5 separate regions of the Mus musculus genome follow, and all the other regions are linked to region 2. Evidence: chromatin loops called from intact Hi-C (ENCODE). Cell type or tissue: left cerebral cortex. All regions are shown on one strand. Region 1 overlaps Fam135b (family with sequence similarity 135, member B). Region 2 overlaps Col22a1 (collagen, type XXII, alpha 1). Region 3 holds the start of Fam135b (family with sequence similarity 135, member B). Region 4 overlaps Fam135b (family with sequence similarity 135, member B). Region 5 overlaps Col22a1 (collagen, type XXII, alpha 1).

What was found. A loop is a pair of places that touch in the nucleus more often than their neighbours do. Peaks named below come from ENCODE experiments on the same cell type or tissue, not always from the same donor. Only the 100,000 strongest peaks of a DNase experiment are listed, where the experiment ranks them.
Region 1: it touches region 2 in a loop (8-fold over the local background); 25 of 42 quality-filtered maps call a loop at or near these places.
Region 3: a loop joins it to region 2, with 5 times the contacts of the local background. A loop is called at or near these places in 6 of 42 quality-filtered maps.
Region 4: a loop joins it to region 2, with 8 times the contacts of the local background. A loop is called at or near these places in 25 of 42 quality-filtered maps.
Region 5: a loop joins it to region 2, with 2.1 times the contacts of the local background. A loop is called at or near these places in 2 of 42 quality-filtered maps.

The regions. Positions count from the first base shown.
Region 1 is chr15:71,481,517-71,485,516 of GRCm38, reverse strand. All of the region lies in intron 9 of Fam135b (family with sequence similarity 135, member B), which reads left to right. Among named protein-coding and RNA genes, the nearest start is that of Fam135b, 240 kb to the left of the region's middle. In left cerebral cortex, a CTCF peak has its summit at 2,040 (motif pointing left); DNase peaks (open chromatin) are centred at 1,075, 1,339 and 2,032.
Region 2 is chr15:71,887,458-71,891,457 of GRCm38, reverse strand. Col22a1 (collagen, type XXII, alpha 1) reads left to right here. Exons shown (of 64, transcript NM_027174.1): 38 at 866-970; 39 at 1,897-1,941. Among named protein-coding and RNA genes, the nearest start is that of Col22a1, 140 kb to the left of the region's middle. In left cerebral cortex, CTCF peaks have their summits at 556 and 1,830 (motif pointing right); DNase peaks (open chromatin) are centred at 584 and 1,829; H3K27ac peaks cover 227 bases.
Region 3 is chr15:71,726,154-71,730,153 of GRCm38, reverse strand. It overlaps Fam135b (family with sequence similarity 135, member B), which reads left to right and starts at 2,316. Exons shown (of 20, transcript NM_177819.3): 1 at 2,316-2,485. In left cerebral cortex, a CTCF peak has its summit at 1,824 (motif pointing left); DNase peaks (open chromatin) are centred at 1,858, 2,305, 3,240 and 3,370; H3K4me3 peaks cover 2,530 bases; H3K27ac peaks cover 2,557 bases.
Region 4 is chr15:71,468,239-71,472,238 of GRCm38, reverse strand. Fam135b (family with sequence similarity 135, member B) reads left to right here. Exons shown (of 20, transcript NM_177819.3): 12 at 578-732. Among named protein-coding and RNA genes, the nearest start is that of Fam135b, 260 kb to the left of the region's middle. In left cerebral cortex, a CTCF peak has its summit at 1,924; a DNase peak (open chromatin) is centred at 1,910.
Region 5 is chr15:71,800,094-71,804,093 of GRCm38, reverse strand. It overlaps Col22a1 (collagen, type XXII, alpha 1), which reads left to right. Exons shown (of 64, transcript NM_027174.1): 63 at 2,140-2,217. Among named protein-coding and RNA genes, the nearest start is that of Fam135b, 74 kb to the right of the region's middle. In left cerebral cortex, no CTCF peak of the experiment used is centred here; no DNase peak of the experiment used is centred here.

The sequences.
Region 1 (4,000 bases), 410 kb after region 2:
AGCATATATCTGTGAGGAATCTTCTCATCTCCATCCATTCTATGATATGGCGAAAGGGTGCATAAATAGGACATCTAACGTCATTCCCAACCAGGTAGTTTCTAACGTGTCTCCCTTGAGTCAGCATCAGGTCCCACAGGTTAAATGCTCAGTCTTTCTCTCCTTCAGAGAAGTAGTTTCTGGAACTATCCTAATTTGACCAACAACTATGAGATAGAAATTTATAATCATACATTTTCAAGTTAGATGATCACATTTAATGGCTTATAAAGTTCAGGAAACACTTTTCTAAACATCACCAGTCTATTATAAGAATAGTACAAAGGGCATGTATGAATGGCTAGATGAAGGATGCATAGGTCAAGGTTGGAAAAGTAGGCTTAGAGTGGAGCTTCTTTTAGTTGAGCTAGGCCAACTCTAGGGGTACATTCACTCTTTTTGGGAGCTCTCCAGTCCCCATGTTTGAAGTTTCTATGCATTAGAAGCAGATCTGGGATCCCAAGGAAGTTGTCACATGGTCCAACTTATTCTAGCATGGCAAAACTTTCCACTTCCGAGGGAGGGAGGGTTCATATCCATAACACATCAAGCAGGGAAGCACATGCAGTAGGGCCCCATTGCTTTTTTCTCCTTATGTGAATGGGCCGTCCTTTTCACTGAGTGGTTAGAACTTGATCTCAATTTTACAGGGCTGCATAAGTCAAACCAGAATGCTGGCAGGCAAAGTACAGTTCTGTGGAGACCATGAAACCATGAATGCAGATTTTGATTCCAAGAAGTGCTGGCCCTGGCAGAATTTGAAATTCTGCCAAATCACTTCTTCACAATTTTAAATGAAATCTGTTTCATGTAGCCCTTTGATAGAAAAGACAGTACTAATTTCCCACACTTGGAAATGCCAGTAAAGAAACATGATTGATTAGTTCCTGGGCATTGGTAATCCATTCTACCTCCAACACTTCTCCCTCTCTTGATATCTAGGAACAGCATCCGTTTCCGAGCCATCAGCTGATTTTCCTGGCAGCATCCTCTAGCGTGTATCTGGCTAGGGACCAGTACAAGATCACATCATGTGTTAGTTTAGGAAAGATTTAATAAGAAAAGTCCCACAGGCTGTGAGTTTGCAGGGACTTGAGGTGCTACTCACCAGGAACTCAAGACTGAAACGCACCTGTGATCTACAGGGGAAACCTGAGTTGGAAAACCTGACAGTGGTTTTATCCACAGTTACAGCAGTGAGGTTCCCAGGGCAACCTCTTCACAGCATCCAGAGGACAGTAAAGGAAGTGCTCACACACATTCAGAGTAACAGGTGGATACAAAGATGTGGTCCCTCCTTAAAGTTTCTGAGCCACTTGAAGCCATTGGATGAGATTACTAAACCCGACAAGGGGCAGTGGCAGCCTCCACTTGATAGTAGTGAATGCTGTGACCCTAGTCCCTGGGACACTTTCATATTTGACAATTTGTCACCTCTGGTGACTGCAGTGATTTATGTGAGAGATTTGAAGGACAAAGCTGTCAATAACTTTATCAGCCATATTTCCCAAGAGACCTACTATTCACCCCAGCCCTTGCAGCAGAGTTCAGACTCTGTGGGAAGGCTTTCTTGATTTTACAGCTTTTTATTCTCTGATAATCTCATATGTGTATATAATTAATGGTATTTATTTTAACTCTCTACTACCCTCTTTCATGTCTCTGGCTGAAACCCTTCTTTTCAAATTCCCCTTCTACTTTCATTCCCTGTTTGTATATGTGTGTGTGTTTGTGGATTTGTGTGTCCCATTGAATTCCTTAGTTCTCCTGATGCTACAGGAATTTTCTAACCACGTTTTCTTGTAGAATCTTATTGTGTAAGAAATGCTGAGAGGTAATAGGGTGCAAGGTACTAAGGGTGAAGAGGGTGGTCTTATTCTGCTCTTTACCCTTGCTCTTAATGGATGGACTGGCCTGAGGATTGAATGGTAGATATACTGCTGGGTCCAAATCACAGAGCTGGAATTTGATTAGAGATGAGACAGTGCCACCTCCTGGTAAGTGGTGAGCATCAGCGAACGTGCTCATCTCAAGCACTGCTACTGTGGATGAAGAGCTGCAAGGTTCCTATGACGATGGAACTCTAGCATCAGAGTGCTGTAGGGGTGTCTTTTACTTAGTGTGAGAAACTTACAAATTAAAACAACAACAATAAAAAAAATTGTCATATGATGGCCACTCAGATTTCCCCTCTTTACAATAAGGGAAGAGACCACCCAGCATTTGCAGCCCAGTGAGAAACTGCTTTGTTCTGAGATAAATAAGACTCTACCCACATGGCCAGTGCAAAGGTTGGGGAGGATGGGCAAAGGGTAGAAGGGCATGGAGGAGTGGAGGCCGTGGCTCTGTCTGGGAAGTTCAAGTGTCATCAAGGAACAGGGTAGAGGCTGTCAGACACCTGGGAGGGAAGAGTGCCTCCAGGCAAAGGTGAGAACAGTGTGAAGCACAGGTCACACATGCATGCTAACCTGTGCATATGTATCGACTAACTGCAGCAGGGACATCATGAGATGCAAATATAAATGATAGACTGGAAGTCTGGGTGGGGAGATGCTGAGAGTCCTCCCTGAATAAATCAATCAAGCAGCATAGTGTGCCTCTTACCAAGGCACTGACAGGTCTCCCAACACTCGGTGAATGGCACTGGAAAGTAAGTTTCCTCCTTAGGGCTGCCTTTGATTTTTAGCATAGCAATTTAAGATTTTTTCTAATTTATAAAAAATTGTCTTCATCCCCCATGAACTTTTGGGAACTATTCAACTATTTATTAGTTGTTCCCGGAACCACCCCCTTTCTATTGAGAAAAATGAAAATTAAGGGACTTAGCAAGAATGGGAAAGATGAGTTTTGTTTTGGTCAACTTTGTTGTCAGAGGGCAATCTTATCTGCTTTTCCTGTTAACCTAGAAAATTACCCTCATCAAGAGTAACTCAAAGGAAAAAGTGTTTATTTTGGCCCACATCGTCACAACAATAAAGCCTTGAAATCAAACAGAGGGCAATGAATGCTGGATATGAATTTCCTATATCTCTTTGCACATTCCAGGATCCTACACCCACATAATGGTGCTTCCCACAGTAGGTGGGCTGTCTTTCTACCTCCATTTACAAAATCAAGATAATTCCAGACAAGCATATACAGAGGCCAGTATCCCAGGTGATTTTAGAGCTCACCAAGTTGCCAATCAAAATTAGCCATCCTAGAGGGTCTGGAAATACCTTGCTTCAAGCTAGGAAGCAACATTAGATGGTTGATGGTCTGAAAGGATGCCCTGATTCAGATGGGCCAGATGAGACAGATGACTTCTCATGCCCCTGATATGGAGGAACTAACCTTGAGTTCAAGGAGACAGAGGTGATGGTAGTGCCTCAGAACTGCCTCTTCTTTCACAAACATGCAGGAATGCACATATGCATACACACACACACACACACACACACACACACACACCATTCCATTCACTTTCTGGCTTCCCACAATGTAGCTTACCTTGCAGCACAAAATAAGCAAGGAATAAACAAAAGGAGCAAAGGAGTGTTTGTGGTTCGAGTCCAGTTAGGCAAGGTTCTTGGTAGTGGTCAAGGGAGGTAGTTGAGCCTAGCTTCAGAGAATATAACTGTGCAAGCAGTGGGCCAAGATTGCTGGCTTACCAGCAGGTAAGGCCCATCCCTCACCTGCTGCAAAAAGCCATCCACACCTGTCAGGTGTAATTATACAGGGCCATGTGTTTTCAATGATAGGAAAGTCCTCCTGTGGCTTAATTAGAAACCTCTGTAACCTCAGATGAAGCTGTTTCTATAATCAACTACGGAGGGAATAATTTTCCTAAAGACTTACTTAATAAATATCTTTCTCTTTTCCCTCGTCTCCTCTTGTAGTTGAACTCAGAACTCATACTGTGCTTGCCAGTGCCACTCTGGTGGAGGAGGTGCTTGGAAGGCAGGATCAGAAGCCCAGAAAG
Region 2 (4,000 bases):
AGAACAGGATCCTCCCTCAACTATCACAAAACACAGGGAAGGATACTGTCCGAAACACTCACAACAGACAAGGTTCAGCCATACTCAGTGTCAACAAGACCAAGGCTGAGAAACCATCACCCTAGCAAATGGCACTCTCTCTACACTTGAATTTGCTTAGCTGTGAAGAGAGGATGGCATAAGGAGCTTTGGTCCACGCATATGAACATCACCCCAAGGACTGTAGGCAGGGGCATGGCCTGGGGAGAGAATATGTGACAAGGAGGTGATAGTGTGGTGTCATTTCTCCAGATGTGTTATCTACAGCAGTCTACACAACTGCCCAAATGTGGCTGGTGCCTTATATAGGATCTCACTCTGTGGCTCATGCCAGCCTTTAACCCCCTCTGCAGTTTATGCCAGCTTCGAATTTGTGGCAATTCCCCTGCCTCAGCCTCCCAAATGCTGGGATTAGAGGTGAGGGCCACTCCAAATTCATCAAGTAGATTATTTCTAATCTAATTTTAAAAGGGATATATTCAAATTATATTTCTGTGTGCTGTTGGCCTATATGACCTCTCGGGGGAGCCAAACACCTTCTCTTGACTGTGTGGGAAAACAATCATGACTGTTGTTAGAGAAGGAGATAGAGACAGGGAGGGTGAGGCTTGGTGGAGGCTCTGCTGGGGGAAAGGACTTCAGCATGTGAATGTGGGGAACAGAGTTCAACTTCTCACTTCCACTGAGCAGTCTGTCTTCTGATGCTTCAGAGAGGGACAGACAGCTCAGGAAGCCACTGCCACACACAGGCTCAGGCTGATTAGCCGTTGGATAGCAGAGTTCTGCCTGCTGCTAATGCTCATCAAGGTCCTCTTTTTGTCCCCAGGGAACAGCAGGGGAAGAAGGCAGCCCAGGGCCAGCTGGTCCACGGGGAGATCCTGGTGCTCCTGGTCTCCCAGGGCCACCAGGAAAGGGCAAGGATGGGGAGCCGGTAAGTGGTGGGCTGACATGCTTTGAGCTTTTGGAAGCCAGGCTGACAGGGGAGAAGAGAACAGAGCAAAAGCAAAGACTTATTTTAGAAAGCAAGCCCTAGGTGATGCACAAGATGTCTCTTGGCCCAGGGACATAGTCCTGTCGTCAATCAGCGTGCTTAAAAATAACAAGAAAGTAGAAAACTTTCAGTGTTTCCTAACTCATGAATTACTGCTGAAATCTGTGACTTAATCCTTTCAGCCTGTGGTTGACCACAGGAAACTGGATCCCTGGCAGGGCAAAACTGCAAATGGGCACACAGGGTAGCTGTACACTAAGCCAGCTCGTAGCACACGGGGTTCTGGCTGCAGGCTCAGGATCCAAGGGAAACAAACAAGTTTCAGAGTACCCAGTGGTGGTTGTGGCACACACACACACACACACACACACACACACACACACACACACACACAGAGAGAGAGAGAGAGAGAGAGAGAGAGAGAGAGAGAGAGAGAGAGAGAGGATTCTTGGTCCACACTGAGCTCCTCCAGCCAAAAATAGACTTACATTTCAAGTGTGTGTATGAGTGCCTTTACTAGGCCAAGCTCATCAGCTAGAAATGGAGTCCCTATCCAGAGTGTGATAAAGAAGGAGACTAGGTTTAGGGGTCATGGGGTCAAGTGAGCCTGGCTTTGAAGCTTGATCTTGCTGCTTCCTTTTGGGTGGCCTTAGCATGGAGACCAGAAGTAGAAAAACACAATAAGGAACAGTGACACTTGTGTTTGTCCAAATAAGGTCAGGAGGTGGCAGAGTCGGGAATCACACCCAGGACCTATGATGGAATGTACTCACATTGCTCTCCAACTACTGCTCCAGCAGAGGGCAGCAACCTGGTATGTGTTGAGTGGTTCAGCTCTCATGGATCTATGTTGTTCATTTCAACAGGGACTACGTGGACCACCTGGGTTACCTGGTCCCTTAGGAATCAAGGTGAGTGCTTGTCTAAGCAAATTGGAGATGGTACCTGTGACCACTTAGAGGGTATGTACTTTTTTGTTTTTATTTTTTTGTTTTTTTTTTTTTTGGTTGTAAGCATCTCTGGTTACCTCAACCCCTCCCACATTTTTTCATACAGGAATTCTTGAGATGGTGATGTACTACCCACAGCAGTAACACTGATTAAATTATTAGAAAAGTACTGTTTTTCACCCGGCCTAGCCAAGGGCTAAGTCTTCTCTTGGGGTGTGTGTGTGTTGGGGTGGGGTCCTGGTCTAGTCAGGGATAGCAATATTATCCTGGTATTTCTCTGTCTTTCCCCAAAGCCTTGGCATACATGATGAGTAGGGATAGAGAGGGAAGATGATGTTAGGAAAATGTTTGGGGCCAGCACTGGAAATTGGTTATTATGTCCAGCCACCAAATTCTAGTGATGTTCATGACAAGAAGGCCGGAGAATATCAACTTAGTTGCATACCCAAGAGGAAGAAGAAAATGGATGAACACCAGCCAAACTCTCCCTCAATTCACCAGCTACTACAGTTCTAAAAAGGCAATATCCCCTTGAGTCAGCAGGGGAAAACCCAAAGCTCTCCCTACACAGAATCCCACTTCATTTACTCAAGTTTACCTGAATGGCCAGTACCTTATTATTTTAATTGTGGCACATCTACAGGGTAGACTGTAGGACATAATACTGTTAGTGGTACATTCCTTGGCCTCTTTCAGCTCTCGAATCAGGGGACAATTGGATGAGGAAACGGCAAAGTAGGCAGGTAGTTGAGAAGGGGATGAGAGGGCTGAGGGGGGTCAGGAAGGCTCTTATCCTGCTTTGGTGGCTTCTTGAAGACTGAGCTACTTGTCCTCATTTGAAATTGCATGCAGCCATAATGTGGGATAAAGAAAGTGTTATTGTAGGCCTTGGTGAGGGGCTGCAGGGGACACTAAGACATGGGAAGCAGCAAATTCAACTGTAGCCACACCCATATACAGTGAGAGTTAGGATGCCAACTCAGATACATGGAGTTGAGAGGATGTGGGCCAGAGTCACTCATTGATCTTAGGATTGGGGCTCGGACATTTAATAAGATATGCATATTTAAATATTCATAAGTATCTTATTATAAAATCACTTCTTACCACTTGTGCCTATTCATAAAAACAATTTCCTTAAAATGTCCTTCTTGCCAGTGGTGACACATGCCTATAATCCCAACCTTGAGAGGAAGAGCTAGAGATAGGAAGATTTATTTATTTTTTTTAAGTTTGAGGCTAGACTGGGGTCATGAGGTTGGATCTAGGCCAGTTCAGGCTACAGAGTAAGGGTCTCTTGAACAAAAACAGCTTAAAAACATGAAGAACATATTCTTTTGTATCTTCTACTTCTAATGGTCTTGTCATCCAGCAAGTCACCCTGAAACTGCTAGCTCTTTCTGAAGCACACTACCGCCCATCCCAGATGGCCATCTTAGGTTATCAGATATGTTGCAGTGATTTGGGAGTTTTATTCCCAGCTTTAGAGTCCAACCACCTGATGGGAGACCATTCCCCCGTTTGTTTCTTTTACATTGTAGTTGTACCTTCGGGATCTCAGTGGCATGAGTACAGAGTGAACTGAATTTAAAATCCTATGTGAAAGTCTCAGCAAACAAATATCTAGCATAAGTTAGTTTGAGGTTCTTCCATAGATGTTGACAGTAGCAAAGCAGAGATCTCAGCTTTATCATTTTCTCCCTATTTAAGCAGGCGTTCTCTGTAACCATTCTAAACCTACAGTAAGTGGAATTGTAGTATATGCTAATTGGCTTGCAGTGTGGTAATTTGATCGCATTACCCATGATCAAAGATTTTCCTCAGTGGGAGAATGATTTATATGGTAGGAGTAAATGCATGCCAACTCTATATTTGCTGAATGGGGGAGGGGAAGGAAGCATTGTATAAGGGAGGCTCTCTGTCATTAGTGAGCCCTGTCCAGATTCATTTACAATATCCAAGTACTCTGACCCTTCCCTCTTGAGAGCCTTCAGGACCCGGAGGACACTGATTACCTTTT
Region 3 (4,000 bases), 160 kb after region 2:
AAGGGGACAGCAGTAGGCTTGATGATGTATCTGATTAGAATGTATGTCATATTACCTGTGCACACACACACTATGTAATTATTTTTCTTTGGTTCCGAAGTTTAAAAGTTTCACAAAGGTTAAACATGGTGATACTAGTCTGCAGTGCAGTCCTCTGGAGATAGAAGTAAGAAGATCAAGAGTTCAAGATCAGTCTTGGCAGCATAGGAAGTCTGAGGGCAGGATGGATTAGATGAGATCCGCTCTCTCCCACCATAAAAGTGTTTTACATATAGTGCTTTGTCTTATTCCCACTCCAAACTTGGCATTCAGTTCTCTCTCAGCCTCACTTGCCTTAGCTATTTCTCCTAGTTTCTTATCTAGCTCCCCACACCCAGTGCATTTCTATGCCAATACAATACAAGAAAATATACATTTTCCTGGGTGTTTTCTCCTTGATCCACGAGAGCTACTCTGTTTGAAACGTTATTCTGTACTTTGTTTTCATCACATAACATATCATGGAACTTTCCCGTCTAGATTCTTGAAACATGTTTGTTCCAATGCAGGGGAACAATAATCCCAGCATACTACTCTGCTAGGGATCAGGAAGTCCAAGCGAAAGCGGTAAGAGGCTTGCTTTGACTTTCCAAAGTAAGGTTACGTAGAACTGAAATGCAAATACACGTCATCGGATTTTAATCATATTTCAAGGGCAAATATTTGCAAAAGAACAACACTCATCTTCCCTGATGGAGAAGCAAATAATCCTTTATTCGTCATTCTCCCAGTATTTACTGGGATTCGCATTGTTCCGGGCTTGGCTGGATGCTGTGAAGAGGATCAGCAAAGCAGATGGGTCATTTGCTCTGGTCTCTGTGCCAACAGCACCTTCAGAACTTGACATTCACTGCCACAGTAGCCAAGTAGGCAATCTTCTTCCCATGATGACCAACCCTTCCCCTTGCTTAAGTGCCTTCTGTGTCCCACTGTGTTCAAAGTCAACTTTGTCTTGGCTCCTCCAGTCCAAGCTCTTGTCTCACCTTCCCTAGTGCCCTCCGTTCTAGTCACTCTGGGTGTTCCCTGTGGATAAAAGGACAAAATAAAATCAAACGGTCCTGTTTATCTAGTTTGGGGCGGGGGTGGGGTGGGGGTGCCTGCCCCTTTCATGTGGGAATATTCTTCCCCATTCATTACCATCACCTCTGGCTATACTTGCACCTTCTTCCAAGTGTCTTTCCTTCACCCCATGTGAACTACTGCAGCCTAGTCTAATAGACAGAACACTCAGCTTCCAAATTCTAGCACTGGTTCCACTTTTAAGGCTGCTCTGTCACCTGTAACAAGTAGGACACAAGAACTTCTTGACACTGTCATAGTGAGATGATGTATTCCCAAGCAAACTGCCCGCTGAAGAATGGCTAGTAGATGTGAGTTGCCTTATGTTTTCTCATTGTTGTCATTTTTTTCCCATGGATCAAGTTGGCATACCTCTGAACCCTTAGTGTTTAGCATGAAGAACATCTGTAAATGATGAATGGGCTGTTGCTCAATGACCATTGCACATTTAGTAGTGGTAGTATGGGTCACTTCCAGCTTTCAGACTACTTATTTATTTAGGTGTGTACTTGTTGCATCACCAACTTCTCCCAAGTTTAATACCTCTCTCCCCTGGGGTCTGAAAGAAACCTTTCCTTCTAACTGCATCGCTATCTTGGCTCTGGAGGACAATCTCCGCGCGGAGACTGAGCATGCTCCTGGCCAGGTTGGGCTGGTTGAGGACAGACTTCTTTGGCCCAGCATCTTGCGCCCTCCACAGGCCGGGCGGGCTGGCAGGAGAGCCTATGAGCGGGCGGGGTTTGGCCGCAGGGCAGCCTGGCGCGCCTAGACTCTTCTGGCGGACAGAGGTGGGGGACGCTAGCGGCGCCTCCCAGCTAGTCGCGCAATCTACCGCGGTGCACCGAGGCTGCAGGGGCAGAGCTGAGCGGCAGGGAGGGCTTTCTAGGCCTTGAGCGCGCTCTCTGTGTTGTTGTAGTCTGGCCTTAGGTTCTGGCGTGGGAAGGAGAGCAAGGGCGCTGGAGGAGAGACCCAGCCACGGCCCAAGTAGAGGCTCCCAGTCTTCTCCTAGGCGGGGGAAGAATTCCCTTAACCACATTCACAACCTTGCCTCGGGCACCTTAGCTCGGGCTGCCAGGAGGCCGCGGTGGCCGGGCAGCTGTTGCACCAAGAGGGGGCAGCTGCGGAGTTCCATAACCATAGCAACCGCATCAGCACCACGGCGGCAGTGGCGGCGGCGGCGGCGGTGAGGGCAGCATCCGCTTGCTCCTCCTCCAGTCAGCCTCTCGGTAGAGACCTGAGACAGCTCGCAGGTGCCGCCACCGACTCCTTGGTCCGCCCACAGTCGCTGCCGGTGTTGGCTGCTGGAGAAGGAGACCAGAAGAGAGCGGGACCAGAGCTGGAACAGGGCCCTAGGAGGTGAGAGAGAGAGCCCTGCAGTGGGAGACAGGTAGGTGAGAACGCTGTGGGGGTCACCAGCTGTAAAACTCTTTCTGTGGCAGTGACGTTTCTGGAAGCGTGGTTGCTAGTTGGATGGCTTTCTATTACTGAGTAGAGATTCTTCCGCGATTTTTTTAAAAAATATATCTTTCTCTATTTTCCCCTCAGATATCTCTGCCCTCTGATCTTGCCCCACTTCTGGGCAAAGCTTAGAGACAAGAAGGACCATTAAATGTGATTGTGTGAATGTGGTGGTCCTAAGGGGCTTATTTAGACCTGTTCAGGTCCTCTGAGCCACTGAACCCAGGACAGGCTCAAAAGAAGACCTTGTGGAGGTGGAGGGGCTATGGTCTCTGTTCTATGTGGGGCAAAGCTGACTCAGAGACCATCTCTTTGGAGGGTGGAGAGCACCGTAGTTCATCTGTGGCATGGAAAGGGGCTATAACACACAGTAGCTCTTTATATGTATAGCAGTCTTTAAAAAACAACCACTGCAGGGGGTGTTTAGACCAGGTAGTAGTAACTCTTAAGGTTTGGGGTATGCCCAGAGTTTACTATTCTATAGATAAGATGTTTTGGTCATTGGGGGATTGGATGTTAACAGAAATAAAATTTTAACCAGAATGGAGATAAGAACACCACCCCCATTCTCTTCACCTACTTTTTCCTCCCTCTCTGATGCCAGCAAAACAAACACTGTATGGTGTTAGAGACACCCTCTGTCTGGCCCTTGGCTACTAAAGAACTATCCTACTTTCAGACAGATGGGGAAGAGAACTCCACTTCAATCCCTCATATAATCTAGGAGGGCAATCTTTTCCACTGGGCTCCAAAGCTCTTAATGTTAAATTTGTTTTAAACCCTGGGTGCACCTGATGTATGACGGACTGTTATCTGCATCTTTGGGCTATAGTGAGGGCTGGAGATTGGCACATGATTTAATCCAGTTCTGCTGGGAGAAGAACACCAGAAGACCCGAGGAGAGGGAGGTGCGTTAGCTGAGTAATTTGATTCAAAAGCTTTTCATAGACTTTAGCAGATTTCTGAAGAATTTCCAGGATGGATAGCCACTGCCTGTGAAAGGATTCTCCTTTTATATCTTAGCCCCAGGGGACTGTGGTAAGTCCCAGTTAAAAGGGTATGTTCTTTAATTGGGCTTTTAATTTATGATGTAGTTATGTTACCCAAGAGGATGTGATCTAGCCAGCATTTCATCTGGGGATTTATACCACAGCGAGGACAATATATTATAGCAAAATGCTATACTGTAGTGTAGAGGAAAGAGGGCAAGATTCTGGAGTCAGAAACAAACAGGTCTGAACTCTGGTTTCATCATACCTGTTGTATGACCTTGAATTGCTCCTGTCTTGTTGGGATGTTTTTTTCTCTATAGAATGTGATTCTAGCAACCCTTAGAGTTTGCTAAGCTCTCATAACAATAAAATTTAATGGCAGAGGATGCAAATGTGGTGGGATTTTAAAGTCTTATGTATGACTAATGCAATTTTAAGAAAGTCATTTTCTA
Region 4 (4,000 bases), 420 kb after region 2:
GCAGAATGGTGTTTATGTTATGGAGAATAACTATTGGCTTTTAAAAATTGACCTACAGAGAAACAAAAACTATATCTTTCTTCCTGAATTATATTAGCTTACATACTAATAAACATCAGAAATGCCATAATATCTTTAAAAAGCTACTTCATGTGGCTCTTAATTCAGTGGTATCAAAATGTTGACTCAGACGCTAAGTAATTTAAAAAGTTAAAGATGCTAGAGTATTCAATGAGTAAATTTAACTTTCTCCTCCAAAGCATTCATTTTAGATCTGTAGCCATTTCCTAGCTAGTCTTTCAGTTGTATAGCATTTATTATCTTCCAGTAACTGGCAGGTGTAACGTAGTTTACAATCCACTGCATCAATACTAGGACCCGGATCAGTCCTCTTCAAAGCCGACTACCACACTGGGTGATATCTTAGATGGATGGGAGGGCAGGAGATGGTCATTGCTCACATCTGCTAAAAACACTGTTAATGCTTTTTTTTTGGGGGGGGGGGGAGTTGAATGGTAAGATTCTGTTGAAAACTTCCGTTCCTGTTTGGTTTATTACCTCTCTGTGTGTTCCACAGGATACAGACTCACAGCCAGCTGTCCCTGGACATCCGGAACTCAGAGTACCTCACCAGCATGCCTCCATTGCCCGCAGAGTGCCTGGACATTGATGGTGACTGGAACACCCTGCCTGTTATCTTTGAAGACAGATATGTGGACTGCCCTGTCTCAGGTTTGTCTTTCTCTGTTGTTTTGAAAGAATTAGCCTTTTCATGTAAGTACTCACGCATTAACATTGTGCCATTAGAACTCTGGTGCTCACTCTTCACAACACTAGGAGTAGGGTGCTTTGTTTTGTTTTGTTTTGTTTTGTTTTGTTTTTTAATGAGATGAGTTATCATTAGTATCTATCTGGCCTCTTCTGGGTCAAAATGTTCCTGGTGTTAGTGTTTTTACCATAGGATAAGATACAGACAACTATAAAAAAAAATCAAAATAAAATTTTTTAAAAAAAACTGGTTTCCTTGAGGCTGTGTTTTTACCTATAGAATAAGACAGACAGACACAGACACATAGACACAGAGACATATACAGATACACACATACACACACACAATCTAGAACAATCAAAGGTGGCAATGATCTTTTGATATTTCTCGTGTATAGTTTTAACTACAGTCATTTCTGTGTTAGCTTTAATGCTACTGTGTAAGTGTCCCTTTTGTGGTGGTGATTATGGTTGGTCTATTGAGATGGGGTTTTGCTATATCATTCTAGCTGGCCACTCACTATATAATCCAAGAACCTGTTTAATGCCACAAGGCACATCAAGGACTTGAGAAAAGGGGCTGTGTAACTCATGAACAAATCAACTGCATCAGGGAATAAAAAAGAACAAGGTTGTACATATTGTTTGTGTACCAGTGTTCAGCATGGCTATACTGTTTGTCAGTGAACTCACAGGTCAACTGCAGAATGACCAGACACGAATAAAGCAATGTCCCCCTTTTTGTTTGCTCCTGCAACTTGACCATAGAAACCCAACAGCCATGAGCAGAAAATGTCAAGCCCCATGTTGGTAGTTTAATTAAATGGTTTATTTCTTTAATCCTTTAGATTCAAGGACTAAAGCTAGATCCAAGCTAATATATAGCTTCATAGAGGGAAGCTGAGGCATAGATAGAAATATGTTTGAAAGATTATGTGTCAATAAGCAACCAAACCTCAACTCCAGAGTCCAGGCTCTGCTTTGTTGTCTTCCTGAGGTCGTTGAAGCCAGGCCAGTTTGCTTGTTGCTGTTTATAATGGATCAAAATAGCTACATTCCAGAGACTCTGCAACTGGAGACTTGTAGTCTGGAATCTAGGTGACGCGTAGGGAGAGTCAGTTTGCAAACATGAATTTGGTTCCCAGTTCTACTCTGCCATCTAGCGTCAAGTAAGTGTATAACAAGTGCCATGTGTACTCAATTATACTAAACCTTCAACTCAACTGGTTGAATTTTAAGTGTGATTGTGTACGTGTGTGTGTGTGTGTGTGTGTGTGTGTGTGTGTGTGTGTGTGAGAGAGAGAGAGAGAGAGAGAGAGAGAGAGAGAGAGAGAGAGAGAGAGAGAGAGAGAGAATTTCTGTGTTTAAATGCTTATATTTTGAATAATGCATACCTCATATCATTTCCAGTAAAACTGAATAGTTGAAGATATTAAACATCAATGATAATAACCTCTGATATTTTCACTTAAAAATAGGATGAATATCATTTTCCAATCTTTTTCATTGCAGATATTGATGAATATCAGTCTTCATGTGGGTGATTCTATCGTGGTCTTTGATTTATTTTATAAATGAGATTCAGTTTTTTTTTTTTTCTGAGCCCATAACATCAGCTGAAAAAAATTGTTTTTCCCCCAGAGGGTTTTTGCCTTCTACTCATGTGATTCATCTGGGCCTTGAGTCTTAACAGGATGAAGATACGGAAGAGAATTTTTTTTTTTTTCTGGGGAAGTTTGCTCACCCAGGTTCTTGTAAGCCATCAATTGCTCAATTCATTTCTGGTGCTCTGATAATATACCCTGACAAAAACAACTGGGGAGGGGATTGCTTCAGATTACAATTATAGGCTAAAATACATCATGGTGAAAAAGTCAAAGTAGGAATTTTAAGAAGCCAGTCATATCATATCCACAGTCAAGACAAAGGAAATTGCATGCTGTACGCTTATTCCTTGCTAGCTCAGTTGCATCTCCATTTCTCCACTCACATACCCCAAAAACCCCTGCCTAGGCAATAATGTGCTGGGTTTCCTACATCAATTAACTTAATTAAAACAATCTTCCACAGACACACCCATAGGCCAACTCAATGTAGAAAATCTATCATTACGATTCTGTTCACAAGGGATTCTACGCTGTATCAAGTTGGCAGTTAATGCCAGTTGTCACACATAAGTAATATATTAGTTATCTTCTCTGTGTATTGTTGCTCATATTCTGTGGTCTGAATGTTGTAGAAATTATTTTATCTCAATATGGGGTTTTTAACCTCATTTTTAGATCATTTAGTTCCCAGATAAAGGACACACACAACTCACAACCATTATATTTACAATGAACCTTAAACAGTACAAGAGCTGGGTAGATACCTAGCTTCTATGTTGTTTGACTCTAATTTCCTATTGATAACCCTGAGTCATTACTCACTATGTTTCATCTGGACTGCTTTTAATTCCAATTGCCCTCAGGACCATGTTCTCTTGACAGCTTCTCCTTCCGCTTTCTGTATCTTCTTCTCCTCTGGTTCACCTCTGACCCCAAGGTGGAGAAACTTCAACCTCACCTGTCTCTTCTGCCCAGCTATTAGCTGTTGGCATCTTTATTCACCAATCAGAAATAGCTTGGGGCCAAGTTTGCAGACTCTCTTCTTTGGGACAAGCAGGTCCTGGGACCTGCACTTAGCTTTACAGTAGATAACAAAAGACCAAACCTCAACAGATGAGCTTTATAGTCTCAACGTTCTCGAAGAGTAAACATTTACTCTTGAATGTCTAGCTGTTTCCTCTGGATGATCCCAATAAATCCCTGACTTGATATGTTACTACTGTCTCATAAGCATTACTGGATTGTCCACTTAAAACTCAAACCTTTTCTTGACTGATTTGCTCTTTTACAAAGTATTTTGATGGTTCTTTAATCCAAGATAAAATATCTTGGTACAACCATTAACTAGTTCCATATCCTGCAACAGCGTGGTGGCCTAAATAGTTTTATGTTGCTAGCAGGTTATCAAACACATTCTTAGTACACCCTTTCAGTGTAGCATCAAATGGGGTGTACATGAGAATGGTTTCCATCCACACTATCTGTGTGCACTTGTGGTTAGTGCCAAGGCAGGAATCTGTGCTGTATCAGAAATTGTAGTTGCTTTCCTGGGAGGCTTATCCTGATGCAAGATAACTGAGTTGGTCATACTGTCTAGATTTAAATATTTTTCCCAAGAATAGTGT
Region 5 (4,000 bases), 87 kb after region 2:
AAACTGTGCTGAGTCGGGACTCGGGTGTGGGATGTACACCTGGCAGAGCCTGCATTATTCATCTTGTTTTCATTTCCATCAGCCCAGCAACACTGAATTTTGGCATTGCATAATTTTTTCATACATTCAAGATTTTATTACTTGACAGTTTTGAGAAATTATGCTAGGAAGACTGAACCTGTCTCTCACTCCCCTTCTTGTTTTCTCTCCATCTCCCTTGTTCAAGTTACAGGGGCCATGCAAATGTTTTCTTTTTCCCCCACCCAGTTTGGAACCGACTGAGTGACATATCATTTAATCTCCAGGCAATGGATATTAAATGCCAGCTTTAAAATCCAGCCAAATGGTTTTGAGCTAAAATGGCCACTAGCTGTCTGGCTCTTTGGCTGGGTAACCTATCTGAGCATTAGAGCTCCTCTTCAAGTGGAAGAGCCTGCTCCAGGTAGCACAGTGGCAAGCATGTCAGAAAGCAGACATGAAGCAAAGATGGAGGACCAGACTTAAACTTCCAATCCTGTGGACCACTTCCTCCTGGTGGGTGGACTTGTGGGGTCATTTTGGTGATCTTAAGCTAGGGAATCAGATGAACCTAACAATTCCTCTTTTGATCTGGCATATCCTTATAACAGTTTATCCATCTATTCCCTGTGGTATTTCTTCTGTCTAAAGGGGAGGGGAGGGGTTGGTTAAATTTGTGTGTTCCTGACTATCTGTATTCATCCGTAGAACAAATTACACACAATACATGTCCATAGGAAATGTACTTTATAGACTACATTGAGCTGTGGCAGAATACTGACCAAGTGTAACAGAACAGTGAAGGCGAGGAGCTGGAGAGGAACTGCTTTGTGATTAAGAGCTCCTGCTGCTCTTGGAGAGGGCCAGGGTTCAGTTCCCAGCACCAACATGACTGCTTACAACTGCAGTTCCAGGTTATCCTAGGCTCTCTCCTTCCCTTCTCTGGTTTCGAGGTACATATGTGGTATACACGCAAATATGTAGGCAAAACATTCATACACATACAATATAAATCACTAAGTATACAACTCCCCAAAACATCACACACACACACACACACACACACACACACACACACACGTTATATCCAGGAGATACTTTGGAAATAATGTAGTAAAATATATTAATTACTAGTAAAATAATTTGAAAGAGAGATTTCAGTGTCTTTGGCTGGGACTCTTCTTTCTGTCCTTAACATGCCAATACCAGAGGTATTGTTAAGAGGTAGAGGTAACATTGGCGATAGAATTGGTATTAGCTGTGGTAGTCATACTAGTGGTAGAAGTAATAGTATTGACCATGGTATTATTGATAGTGTCAGTCCCAGTTAAGTCAAACCTGGAAGCCCTTAACTCAGATATGGTCCAAATATCCCTCCAGAGAAATGATCCCTCCTTGCGCCCCCCTTTCTTTCTTCCCTTGACACCGTATGTCATATATGTGTCAATATTTTCTTTTTATTGTTAGGATGGTATTTGTCATCTGCCTCTTTTGGAGTGTTCTTTGTACTGTTCCATTGTCTTACTAGATGACAGTATTCCTTAGATCAGAGCTGAGTCTCATCACTGTATGTTACCACATCCCTTATTAGGATGAATTCATTTATTTATCAACCTAATCTCTTCTTCATGAAGGTTTAGATAAGAAGCTTTGAGTGCACAGGCATGTACACCAATAATCATGTCATACATGTAGACTGATAATGTGTGTGAGTTGTGGGTATGTGAATTTGGTTACCCATGGTTTAGCAAATGTGTACCTGTGTACTTTGTATTTGCTTCTATGTGTGTGAATGTGTAAATGTATATGTAACTGGATCAATAGGTGCTTGGGTGTTTGTGTATGTATAAAGGTGTGTATATGAGAATATGTTCAGAAGAAAACATTTGCTTCTTTTGTGTTTTCATATATTCTGAGTCTGAAAATATGCTTGAGGGTGTGTGTATGCATGTGAGGGGCAGGTAATTATATAAGGAGTATGTGTGAACAGCCTGGTGTGTGTGTACTGTTTCAATGATATTGGGCTGTATCAGTGACACATGGTATCCTGTGGTTTGAGACTCTCTGTCTCTGCCCTCACCAAGACTCTCCACCACTCAAGATGCATATTCTTCCCATCAGGTGAAAGAGGAGCCAAAGGTGACCCTGGCACACCTGGAGTTGGTCTCCGAGGAGAGATGGGTCCTCCTGGAATACCAGGTATGAAGGATCAGGGTCTCAGCCTGGGTGAACATCAACCATGGAGGCAGGGGCACACAGTGGTACCCTCGCTTGTGGGAAGAGAGGAGGACCTGGGCCACTCTAAGGAGAAAAAGAGAACTAGTTGTTTAATGGAATATTTCTCAAGTCCCATGAGGCATACCTTCTAAGTTGAAAGTCCCAATGACTTATTTACTATTCCAAAATGACCAGAATAAAGTACATTGATGATATAAAGGTATGATAAATATTTGGGACGATTCAGAAGCAAGTTTCTCCAATTTGTTCATTGCATATTGTACTCATATCCCCCTTAAAAAATCTCATTGTAGGGCGGAATATTTGGCTCAGAGATTAGGAGCACTATCCGCCTTTTGTAGAGCAACTGGTTTAATTCCCTGGCAGGTCACAAACTTCAGGGATTTAATATCTTTTTCTGGTATCCACCAATACTGCAAGTACATGGTGCATGTACATAAATGAAAGCAAAAGAGAATATACATGAAACATAACTAAATAAGTACTCATTAAATACACATCATGCCCCAGAAATATACAGAATTATTATGTTCCAATTAAAACTAATAAATGACTAAATATTGTGAGAAATCATCATGGGGAAAGAGAGATTGTTGTATTCTAAATGAGTCTGGGCATGTTGGAGATGCACCTCTCCTTAGGACTTTCCTTCTATACTTTAATTCATGGTAATTGGTTAGAACCCCACAGGCAGAGCGACAGCCATCTTCTTAAATCCCATACTAATTCATTAGTATTTCTCAGAATAGGCCCAGGGAGCCTTAGCCAAAGGTTTAGCTAAAGGCCAGCCCTCCTGGAGCTGAGAGGTGGCAGGGTCTTGGGACTTTTACTTCTGAAACTTAGAAATAACTAGGGAAATGGTAGCCAGTTGACCACTGTGCCTTGTGGCTGTACTGAAAGAGGTCCTGAGGGTAGCAGCTGTCACACTGGAAAGGGGAGAGTTACAAGACTCTCAGCTCTAGATTGTCAAATTTTACCTCACCATCGAGTGTGTGTGTGTGTGTGTGTGTGTGTGTGTGTGTGTGTGTGGTGTGTGTGTTTAAGTATGTGTATGTATTTGGGGAGCAGTGCTAGAAATTGAACTTAGGGCCACATGCATACTCTACCCTCAATCCTGAGGATTTTACCTTTTAATTTTAACTCCTAAATTTTATGCTTACTTTGTATCATTTATGAAATCTGACCTATATGTAATTTAACTTTAGTTTTTTCCTGCCAGGATTTCTCAAATTTGCTACAGTTAGATATGTTTTCTATTAGAGGTGATGATGTTACATGAATATTGTTTATATCTTGCTGATTTTCAAATATAATATAATATAAATACTACTCTGAAATAGGAGAAGTTATAGAATGGCAGAGTGTAGTCCATCTAGAACAGAGTGTGTGCGTAGACTATCTGGCAGATTACACCTGGCAAGGTTGAATCAGAGACCAATGGCAGTACATCTCAGTGGAAGAGATGCTTAACATAGATGAACCAAGAGTTTCCTTTAAGCAGGGCTGTGCACTAAGTAACCCTTGTCAGAATATCAGCAGAGTTCCAAAGTTCTGAAGATACTCACAGTGGAAAGGTTCACTTTTTGTTTTCGTTCTAAGAAATATTTTGACATCATGCTAAGATGTGAGGGAGAGTTTGACTTTGGAGAGCATGGTAGCCAAGTTGGCTACCACACCTAGTACAACGCTTCCCAGTTGTTCAGGCAAAAGAAGAAGCTAGATGAGTTACACATGATACTTGGTA